2 separate regions of the Homo sapiens genome follow, and region 1 is linked to region 2. Evidence: read pairs that join two places in POLR2A ChIA-PET (ENCODE). Cell type or tissue: HepG2. All regions are shown on one strand. Links, peaks and the distances in the headings refer to the core of each region. The heading gives the core; the rest is flanking DNA. Region 1 overlaps TNFSF9 (TNF superfamily member 9). Region 2 has its middle 33 kb from the start of TNFSF14.

What was found. Peaks named below come from ENCODE experiments on the same cell type or tissue, not always from the same donor. Only the 100,000 strongest peaks of a DNase experiment are listed, where the experiment ranks them.
Region 1: POLR2A ChIA-PET joins it to region 2 with 5 read pairs; 12 of 35 experiments call an interaction of 5 or more read pairs at or near these places.

The regions. Positions count from the first base shown.
Region 1 is chr19:6,533,490-6,538,812 of GRCh38, forward strand. It overlaps TNFSF9 (TNF superfamily member 9), which reads left to right. Exons shown (of 3, transcript NM_003811.4): 3 at 1,111-2,435. The coding sequence ends at 1,577. Among named protein-coding and RNA genes, the nearest start is that of TNFSF9, 5.1 kb to the left of the region's middle. RefSeq lists enhancers at 1,376-1,565, 2,426-2,515, 3,266-3,365, 3,676-3,885. In HepG2, for the core only: no CTCF peak of the experiment used is centred there; a DNase peak (open chromatin) is centred at 2,802.
Region 2 is chr19:6,634,205-6,639,573 of GRCh38, forward strand. No RefSeq gene overlaps it. Among named protein-coding and RNA genes, the nearest start is that of TNFSF14, 33 kb to the right of the region's middle. In HepG2, for the core only: no CTCF peak of the experiment used is centred there; no DNase peak of the experiment used is centred there.

The DNA.
Region 1 (5,323 bases), core at 1-5,000, 100 kb before region 2:
AGAAACCCCTTCCCCCTTCCCTCTCCCCTCCAGAGACCCCTTCCCCCTCCAAAGACCCCTTCCCCCTTCCTTCCCCCTCCAGAGACCCCTTTCCCCTTCCCTCCCCTTCCAGAGACCCCTTCCCCCTCCCCCTCCAAAGACCCCTTCCTCCTTCCCCTCCCTCTCCAGAGACCCCTTCCCCCTTCCCTCTCCCTCCAGAGACCCCTTCCCCCTTCCCTGCCCCCTCCAGAGTCCCCTTCCCCTCCAGAGGCCCCTTCCCCCTTCCCCCTCCCCCTCCAGAGACACCTTCTCCCTTCTCCCCCTCCAGAGACCCCTTCCCCCTTCCCTCCCCCTGCCTAAGACTCCCCTCCCTGCCATCTTCTCTCCTTGGTGCTTCCTTCTCCCTAACCCCTCCCCCACCCCTTCCTGCTCCCTTTGCCTTTCTTCGAAGTCCTCTCTTACCAGGTCCCCTGTCCACCCCTCTTAAAGTTCCCTTGATTCCCTGATGGATCCTTCCTCTAGAACTTCCTCCTTTCCTAACAGTCTTCCCTCTCCCTCCTAGCTCCCTGTCCACCTCTCCTCTCCCCTTTCCTTCCTTCTCTCCCTTCTCCTCCCCCCATCTCCATCCTGTCCGAGATCTGCTGCTCCCTCCAACCCCCTCACCGCCCTCTCCAGGAGTCCCCTTACCCCTCCCCGAGGCCTCTTCCAGCCAGACTCGCCTGGCCTTTTGCTTTTCACCCCCTCTTCCTCTTCCTGCATGTCTTTCCCCGCACCCGCATCACTCCTTCCCCACCCAACCTCTTGGAGTTTTGCCCTGTCCCGACTCTTGTCCTTCTCCCTGGATTCCCTTCCTCTGTTCTATCCCCGTCTTTCCCTCCCCTAGCTCTACCCCTGCTCAGAGTCCCGCCCCCAACAACCTCAGTTCTCTTCAATCAGCACCCCCCCAACGCCCCCCCCACCCAGGCTCCCCGCTCTGCTCCCCTGTCCCGCTCCCTGCCCCGCCATTCCCCGCCCCCCGGCCCCTGACCCGTTCTTTTCTCCCAGGGCTGCGCTGACATGTTCGGTGCTCAGCCACGCTCAGCTGTGCTGGGACATGCTCAGCTAAGCTAAGTGCATGCTTTCCTCCCACAGTTCTGCTGATCGATGGGCCCCTGAGCTGGTACAGTGACCCAGGCCTGGCAGGCGTGTCCCTGACGGGGGGCCTGAGCTACAAAGAGGACACGAAGGAGCTGGTGGTGGCCAAGGCTGGAGTCTACTATGTCTTCTTTCAACTAGAGCTGCGGCGCGTGGTGGCCGGCGAGGGCTCAGGCTCCGTTTCACTTGCGCTGCACCTGCAGCCACTGCGCTCTGCTGCTGGGGCCGCCGCCCTGGCTTTGACCGTGGACCTGCCACCCGCCTCCTCCGAGGCTCGGAACTCGGCCTTCGGTTTCCAGGGCCGCTTGCTGCACCTGAGTGCCGGCCAGCGCCTGGGCGTCCATCTTCACACTGAGGCCAGGGCACGCCATGCCTGGCAGCTTACCCAGGGCGCCACAGTCTTGGGACTCTTCCGGGTGACCCCCGAAATCCCAGCCGGACTCCCTTCACCGAGGTCGGAATAACGTCCAGCCTGGGTGCAGCCCACCTGGACAGAGTCCGAATCCTACTCCATCCTTCATGGAGACCCCTGGTGCTGGGTCCCTGCTGCTTTCTCTACCTCAAGGGGCTTGGCAGGGGTCCCTGCTGCTGACCTCCCCTTGAGGACCCTCCTCACCCACTCCTTCCCCAAGTTGGACCTTGATATTTATTCTGAGCCTGAGCTCAGATAATATATTATATATATTATATATATATATATATTTCTATTTAAAGAGGATCCTGAGTTTGTGAATGGACTTTTTTAGAGGAGTTGTTTTGGGGGGGGGGGGGTCTTCGACATTGCCGAGGCTGGTCTTGAACTCCTGGACTTAGACGATCCTCCTGCCTCAGCCTCCCAAGCAACTGGGATTCATCCTTTCTATTAATTCATTGTACTTATTTGCTTATTTGTGTGTATTGAGCATCTGTAATGTGCCAGCATTGTGCCCAGGCTAGGGGGCTATAGAAACATCTAGAAATAGACTGAAAGAAAATCTGAGTTATGGTAATACGTGAGGAATTTAAAGACTCATCCCCAGCCTCCACCTCCTGTGTGATACTTGGGGGCTAGCTTTTTTCTTTCTTTCTTTTTTTTGAGATGGTCTTGTTCTGTCAACCAGGCTAGAATGCAGCGGTGCAATCATGAGTCAATGCAGCCTCCAGCCTCGACCTCCCGAGGCTCAGGTGATCCTCCCATCTCAGCCTCTCGAGTAGCTGGGACCACAGTTGTGTGCCACCACACTTGGCTAACTTTTTAATTTTTTTGCGGAGACGGTATTGCTATGTTGCCAAGGTTGTTTACATGCCAGTACAATTTATAATAAACACTCATTTTTCCTCCCTCTGGAGAGTTGGTTGTTAAATTACCAGCACACGCTGTCCGTCTCTGCTCTACAGAGCTGGCCAGTTTCTTCAGCCCCATAGTTTCCCCACCATACAGATCTTTCACGGCCACCCCTATAACTAGACACATCCTCTGGCTGGCTAAGATAGCCCTGTGATTCTGCAACCCAGGGCTTAACATGTGATTTGTGGGGAGAGGAGGATGGTTCCCCCCAATTCTGGTCCAGGAGCCAGTGTCAAATCTGATTAGTCAAATCTGATTGGTCACCGCCTGTCTGGTAGCGGGTTGTTTGCCTGTTTTGAATAAGACCCCTGGCAACAGGTGATTCAATTCTCTCGTCCCAGCTGATTGGGTCAGGTTGGACACGTGACTTGAGCTGGGCCAATCAGGTCTCCCCAGAAATGTGGGTGGGCTGGACCACAGAGGCTAGAGAGTGGAGAAGAGGAAGTTGTGCAAAGACTCAGGTGTGACCACAGAGTTCCAGAGAGACACCAGAGCTACTTTGATTTCCTTCTTGCCTCTTGCTGGTGACATGGGTTGCCATTTTAATGGCAAAACTGCAATAACTTTTGCCTCAACCTAATAGATTTCTAGGGCTGCCATAAGAAAGTACCGTAAAGTGGGTGGCTTAAAGCAAACGAGCTTTGTTCTCGCTCGGTTCTGCAGGCCAGAGTCCAAAGTCAAGGTCTTGACAGGGCCATGCTCATTCTAAAGGCTCCAGGGAGAAGGCCTTCGTTGCCTCCTCCTAAGTTCTGGTGGTTGCCAGCAATCCTCCAGTCTCTGCCTCTGTTGGTCACATGGCTGTGTTCTTTCTGTGTGACTTCATTTCTTTGTCTCTTCTTCCTGTTTTTTTCTTTGAGATGGAAGGAGTCTCACTCTGTCACCCAGGCTGGAGTGCAGTGGCGCCATCTCGGCTCACTGCAACCTCCACCTCCCGGGTTCAATCAATTCTCCTGCCTCAGTCTCCCGAATAGCTGGGATTACAGGCACATGCCACCACACCCAGCTAATTTTTCTATTTTAATAGAGACTGGGTTTCACCATGTTGGCCAGGCTGGTCTTGAACTTCTCCTGACCTCAAGCGATCCACCTGCCTTGGCCTACCGAAGTGCTGGGATTACAAGCATGAGCCTCTATGCCCGGCCTCTTCTTCCTTTTTATGTATTGTTTTTTTTGTAGAGACAGGGTCTTGCTATGTTGCCTAGGCTGGTCTTGAACTCCGAGCAACGCTCCTGCCTCAGACTCCCAAAGTGCCAGGATTACAGGTGTAAGGCACCAGGCCCGAACTCTCCCCTTTTTATAAGGACACCAGTCATGCTGGATTCAGGGCCCATCCTCTTCCAATATGACCTCATCTTAATTTAAATAATTACATCTGCAAAGACCCTATTTCCAAAGAAGGTCATTAATATAGTTTGGCTCTGTGTCCACACCTACTTTTTTCTTTTTTTTTTTGAGAAAGACTCTCATCAGTTGCCCAGGCTGGTGTGTAGTGGCGCAGTCTTGGCTCACTGCAACCTCTGCCTCTTGGGTTTAAGTGATTGTCCTGCCTCAGCCCCCTGAGTAGCTGGGATTACAGGTACAGGCCACCACTCTTGGCTATTTTTTTTGTATTTTTAGTGGAGCTGGGGTTTTGCCATGTTGGCCAGGCTGGCCTCGAACTCCTGACCTCAAGTGATCTGCCTGCCTTGGCCTCCCAAAGTGATGGGATTACAGACGTGAGCCACCGTGCCTGGCCCCCTTGGGGTTCTGAGCTCCCCTAAGCTAAAATCAAGTTGACTGAAGGATTGCTTTCCTTCTGGAGGCTCTAGAGGATAATTGCTTTCCTTGTTTTTCCAACTTCTAGAGGCTTGTTTTTAATTTAATTTAATTTAATTTTGTAAAGACGGGGTCTCCTCATGTTGCCCACGCTGGTCTTGAACTCCTGACCTCAAGGGATCCTCCTGTCTTGGCCTCCCAAAGTGTTGGGATTACAGGCGTGAGCCACTGCACCTGGCAATTTTATTTATTTTTTTGTAGAGATGAGGTCTTGCTATGTTGCCTAGGCTGGTCTCAAATTCCTGGGCTTGAGCAATCCTCCACCATCTGTAAGAATTAAAGAAAGAGGAAAGAAACATGAAAGGTGGCTTAACAGTCAAGGACAGGTTTATTTTAGAGAAAATAAACCTGAGAGGGGCTTCTAGCCGAGTTAGGTCAGAGGCACACTCTCTTACAGACTAGGAGTTTTTAAGCATTTATTCAGGGAGTTTATCAGAGGCTTGGACTGCTTCTGTGTTTCTTTCTTTCTTTTTTTTTTTTTCTTAGTTGAAGTCTCACTCTGTTGCCCAGGCTGGAGTGTGGTGGCACAATCTCAGATCACTGGAACCTCTGCCTCCCTGGTTCAAGTAATTCTCCTGCCTCAGCCTACAGAGTAGCTGGGACTACAGGCATGTGCCACCACGCCCAGCTAATTTTTGTGGTTTTTTTTTTTTTTTTTTTGAGACGGAGTCTCGCTCTGTCACCCAGGCTGGAGTGCAGTGGTGTGATCTCGGCTCACTGCAAGCTCCGCCTCCCGGGTTCATGCCATTCTCCTGCCTCAGCCTCTGGAGTAGCTGGGACTACAGGCGCCTGCCACCACGCCCGGCTAATTTTTTTTGTATTTTTAGTAGAGACGGAGTTTCACTGTGTTAGCCAGGATGGTCTCGATCTCCTGACCTCGTGATCTGCCTGCCTCGGCCTCCCAAAGTGCTGGGATAATAGGCGTGAGCCACCACGCCTGCCCCACAAAGAATTACAAATAAAGCTTTCACTCTTCTTATGTAAAGACCTGACAATGCATACAATGGTCCACTGTTGATTTGGAAGCAGGGACAGTTTTCTATTACAGTCTGTTGATTGTATTGTATA
Region 2 (5,369 bases), core at 231-5,230:
TCAAAAAAAAAAAAAAAAAAAAAAAAAAAGAAACACTTAAGGATCTGGTAGGAATGTAAATTGTGCAGCTGCTATGGAAAACAGTATGGCACTTCCTCCAAACATTAGAATAGAATTACTATGATCCAGCAATTCTACTTCTATGTACATACCCAACAGAATTGAGAGCAGGGATGAGAACAGATATTGTTACGTCTGTGGCCATAGGAGTAGTATTCACAGTAACCAAGATACAGAAGCAACCCCAGTGTCTACTGATGGATGAATGCATAAACAAAATGTGGTATATCCATATAATGGAATATTATTCCGCCCTGAAGAAGAATGAAGTTTTAATATATCCTACAACATGGATGAAACTTGAAGACATTATTCTAAATGAAATGAGCCAGCTGCAAAAGGGCAAATACTGTTATGATTCCACTTATATGAGGAAATGATGGAGCAAATTTATAGAGACAGAAAGGAGAAAGGTGGGTGTCAGGGGCTGGGGAGGAGGGAATGGCGAGTGAGTGTGAGTGTTTAATGAGCACAGAGTTTCAGTTTTGCAAGATGAAAAACTTTCTGGAGATGGACGGTGGTAATGGTTGCACAACAATGTGAATATACTTCATATCAGTGAAGAGTACACTTAAAATTGTTAAAATGGTAAATTTTTGTATTTTTAGAAGAGACGGGGTTTCGCCATGTTGGCCAGGCTGGTCTCGAACTTCTGACCTCAGGCGATCCACCCACATTGGCCTCCCAAAGTGCTGGGATTACAGGTAAATTTTATGTTATACATGTTACCATAATTAAAAATAGATGCATTTTTAAATGCTTAGGGAATATTTCCAAAGCTTGGCCTTATACTGAGTGATAAATCACATCGCTATCAAAGGAATTGATATCATATACTCTCTCTAAGTTACTCATGGAGGATCAGAGGAGGAATAAAAATGTAATTAGGACAGTATCTAGTTTCTTAATTTATTTTTATTTTTAATTTTTATTTTTTTGAGAGAGTCTCGCTATGTGGCCCAGGCTGGAGTGCAATGGTGTGATCTCGGCTCACTGCAGCCTCCACCTCCCGGGTTTAAGTAATTCTCCTGCCTCAGCCTCCTGAGTAGCTGGGATTACAGGCACGCACCACCATGCCTGAATAGTTTTTGTATTTTTAGTAGAGACAGGGATTCTCCATTTTGGCCAGGCTGGTCTCGAACTCCTGACCTCAGGTGACTCCCCTGCCTTGGCCTCTCAAAGTGCTGGGATTACAGGCGTGAGCCACCGCATCCAGCTTGGAATCTTAATTTAAATGAAGCAGAGCCTTTCAGACTCTTTAAATAGGCAAAAAATGTGCCTGTGTTTATCATCGAATTCAGTGGTTCTCAACTGGGGTGATTCTGTCCTTCCAGGAAACATTTGGCAACATCTGGAGACATTTTTGGTTGTTACAACTGGGGGTGATCCTGGCATGGAGGCAGGATCCTGAGACACTCCTCAGCACCTTGCAGTGCCCAGATGGCTCCACCCAAGAGGACAATCTGGCTCCAAATATCCACAGAGCTGAGGCTTAGAAATCAAAACTGACAAGTATTTGCAGTTTTTTATTTTATTTTTTGAGACAGAGTCTCGCTCTGTCGCCCAGGCTGGAGAGCAATGGTGCGATCTCTGCTCACCACAGCCTCCGCCTCCCGGGTTCAAGTGATTCTCCTGCCTCAGCCTCCCGAGTAGCTAGGATTACAGGCGCCCGCCACCATGCCCGGCTCATTTTGTATTTTTAGTAGAGATGGTGTTTCCCCATGTTGGTCAGGCTGGTCTCGAACTCCTGACCTCAGGTGATCTGCCTGCCTCAGCCTTCCAAAGTGCTGGGATTACAGGCTTGAGCCACAGCGCCCTGCTGCCTTTTCTTAGAAACAGAGATTTTAGTTTCAATGGTGTTTCCAGGGCAACAAATAAAGAAAATCAAGCAGAATTATAGAGATTTCAGAGACTGACAGTTACTTTACCAGAACACACCATCTGACTGTGAAGTTCAGGTGTATAGAATATACAAATCTTCTTCTATAAAAGAATATTTGCAAGTCTAGTTTCATGGTGCAGAATAATTGTTTTTTTCAGCTGTAGGGGAAGGAGAAACATGTTTTTTCCCCTCTGCTGGAAGGAAAAATATGCTGCCTCCCTTTCTCCCTCCCTTCCTCCCTCCTTCCCTCTCCTTTCCTTCCGTCCCTCCCTCCCTCCCTCTCTCCCTCCCTCCCTCTCTCTCATTCCTTCCTTCCTTCCCTCCTTCCTTCCTTCAACTTTTTTTTTTTTTTTTTTGAGATGGAACCTTGCTCTGTCGCCCAGGCTGGAGGGCAGTGGCGCGATCTCGGCTCACTGCAAGCTCCGCCTCCCGGGTTCACGCCATTCTCCTGCCTCAGCCTCCCGAGTAGCTGGGACTACAGGCGCCCGCCACCACGCCCAGCTAATTTTTTGTACTTTTAGTGGAGACGGGGTTTCACCGTGTTAGCCAGGATGGTCTCGATCTCCTGACCTCGTGATCCGCCCATCTCGGCCTCCCAAAGTGGTGGGATTACAGGTGTGAGCCACCGTGCCCGGCCTTACTTTTTAAAATTTAAATTTATTGGCCGGGCGCAATGGCTCATGCCTGTAATCTCAGCACTTTGGGAGGCCGAGATGGGGTGATCACAGGGTCAGGAGTTCAAGACCAGCCTGGCCAACATAGTGAAACCCCGTTTCTACTAAAAAATACAAAAAATAAGCCAGGCGTGGTGGTGGGCATCTGTAATCCCAGCTACTCAGGAGGCTGAGGCAGGAGAATCACTTGAACCCGGGAGGCAGAGGTTGCAGTGAGCCGAGATTATGCCATTGCACTCCAACCCTGGGGAATAGTGTGAGACTCTGTCTCAAAAAAAAAAAATTAAATTAATTAATTAATTTATTTTTTGAGACAGAGTCTCAGTATGTCACCCAGGCTGGAGTGCAGTGGTGCAATCTTGGTTCACTGCAACCTCTGCCTCCCGGATTCAAGCAATTTTCTGCCTCAGTCTATGGAGTAGCTGGGATTACAGACGCCCTCCACCACCCGACTAATTTTTGTATTTTTAGTAGAGATAGGGTTTCACCATGTTGGCCAGGTTGGTCTCGAACTCCTGACTCCAAGTGATCCACCTCCCTCGGCCTCCCAAATTGCTGGGATTACAGGTGTGAGCCACCGTACCTGGCTTTAAAAATAATTTTAAATTAAATTTTATTTATTTTTTGAGACAAGGTCTTTCTTTGTTGCCCAGGCTGGAGTGCAGTGGTGCGATCACAGCTCACTTCAGTCTCAACTTCCCCAGGCTCAGGTGATCCTCCCACCTCAGCCTCCCGAGTAGCCGGTACCACAGGCAGGTGCCACCATGCCTGGCTAATTTTTTAGTTTTATTTTTTGTAGAGACAAGGTCTCGTTATGTTGCCCAGGCTGCTCTTGAACTCCTGAGCTCAAGCAATTCACCCGCCTCTGCCTCCCAAAGTGCTGGGATTACAGGCAGGTGCCACCATGCCTAGCTAGTGGCCATTATTTATTGAGCATCTAGTTTGTGCCAAGAACTGCTAAACTAAGCACATGTGGGTCGGGTGTGGTCGCTCATGCCTGTAATCCCAGCACTTTGGGAGGCCGAGGCGGACGGATCACCTGAGGTCAGGAGTTCGAGACCAGCCTGACCAACATGGAGAAACCCCATCTCTACTAAAAATACAAAAAATTAGCCGGGTGTGGTGGTACATGCCTGTAATCCCAGCTACTCCGGAGGCTGAGGCAGGAGAATCACTTGAACCCGAGAGGCAGAGGTTGCGGTGAGCCGAGGTTGTGCCATTGCACTCCAGCCTGGGCAACAAGAGCAAAATTCCATCTCAAAAAAACAACAACAACAAAAACAAAAAAACAAACAAAAAAACCCTAAGCACTTGTGCTGTTTTAACGATACCCAGATAGTAGGGGGAAATATGAGTTATGACATAGTGGGGATGCTTTTATCACTTTTTACAGGTGAGGAAACTGAGGCACAGCAAGGTTAAGTCAGCCACTTAAGGTCACCCAACCAGTAACTGACAGAGTGGAGATCTGGATCAGAAGGAAGAATGGAAAAAAAAATCTTAAATTATTTTAAAATCACTATCCTTCCATGCAGGATCTCTTTGAATCTTCCCAGTGACTTAGTGAGGAATGAGCTATTTTTTTTCTGTATTGTACAGCTGGGGAAACTGAGGCTTAGTGAGGTGAAGGGACTTGACCAGAGTGATACAGGAGCCCCTAAACTGTGGCAATTCAGTTCTCAGGGCCAAGTTTTGGTAAGAGTGTCCTGAAGTGGGGTGAGGGCAGCGTAAAGAGGAACATGGAGAAGAAAGCGTGGGAGGGCCGGGCGCGGTGGCTCTCGCCTGTAATCCCAGCACTTTGGGAGGCCGAGGCAGGCGGATCACTTGAGGAAAGGAGTTCGAGACCAGCCTGCCCAACATGACAAAACCCCATCTCTGCCAAAAATACAAAAATTAGCTAGACGTGGTGCTGGGCACCTGTAATCCCAGCTACTCGGGAGGCTGAGGCAGGAGAATCACTTGAACCTGGGAGGCGGAGATTGCAATGAGTCAAGGTTGCACCACCACACTCCAGCCTGGGCAACAGAAACCCTATCTAAAAAAAAAAAAAAAAAAAAAAAAAAAGCAAACAGCTGGGCACAGTGGCTCAAGCCTGTAATCCCAGTACTTTGGGAGGCCAAGGCAGGAGGGTCTCCTGAGGTCGGGAGTTCGAGACCAGCCTGACCAACACTGAGAAACCCTGTCTCTACTAAAAATACAAAATGAGCCCGGTGTGGTGGCACATGCCTGTAATCCTAGCTACTCGGGAGGCTGAGGCAGGAGAATCACTTGAACCTGGGAGACAGAGGTTGCAGTGAGCCAAGATTGCACCACTGTGCTCCAGCCTGGGCGACACAGAGAAACTCTTATCTTAAAAAAAATAATAAATAAACAAACAACAACAACAACAAAGAAAAGATGGGAGATGAAGGGAAGCAGGTGCAAAGGGCTGGATTTGAAATCCTGAGATGATAAAGGTCAACACCCAAAGGCTCAAAACCCTTCTCCAAACCCTCATCTGAGCTCACCCAGCACCTGTGACGGGGGCCCACCTGCATAGAAAGACACTCAATTGGATGTTCATCACTGCATTGCGTATAACACTGTGAAGCAGGCTACGTGTCCATCAGTAGGAGAGCAGATAATAAAATGGGGTCTATGCATAGGCTGATACCAGCCCATATATCCACCCAGAAGATATAGGTGAGTGGGTTAGGGCAAGGGCTCTGAAACCAGAAGGATCTACCACTTCCTAGCTGAAGAACCTTGCACTG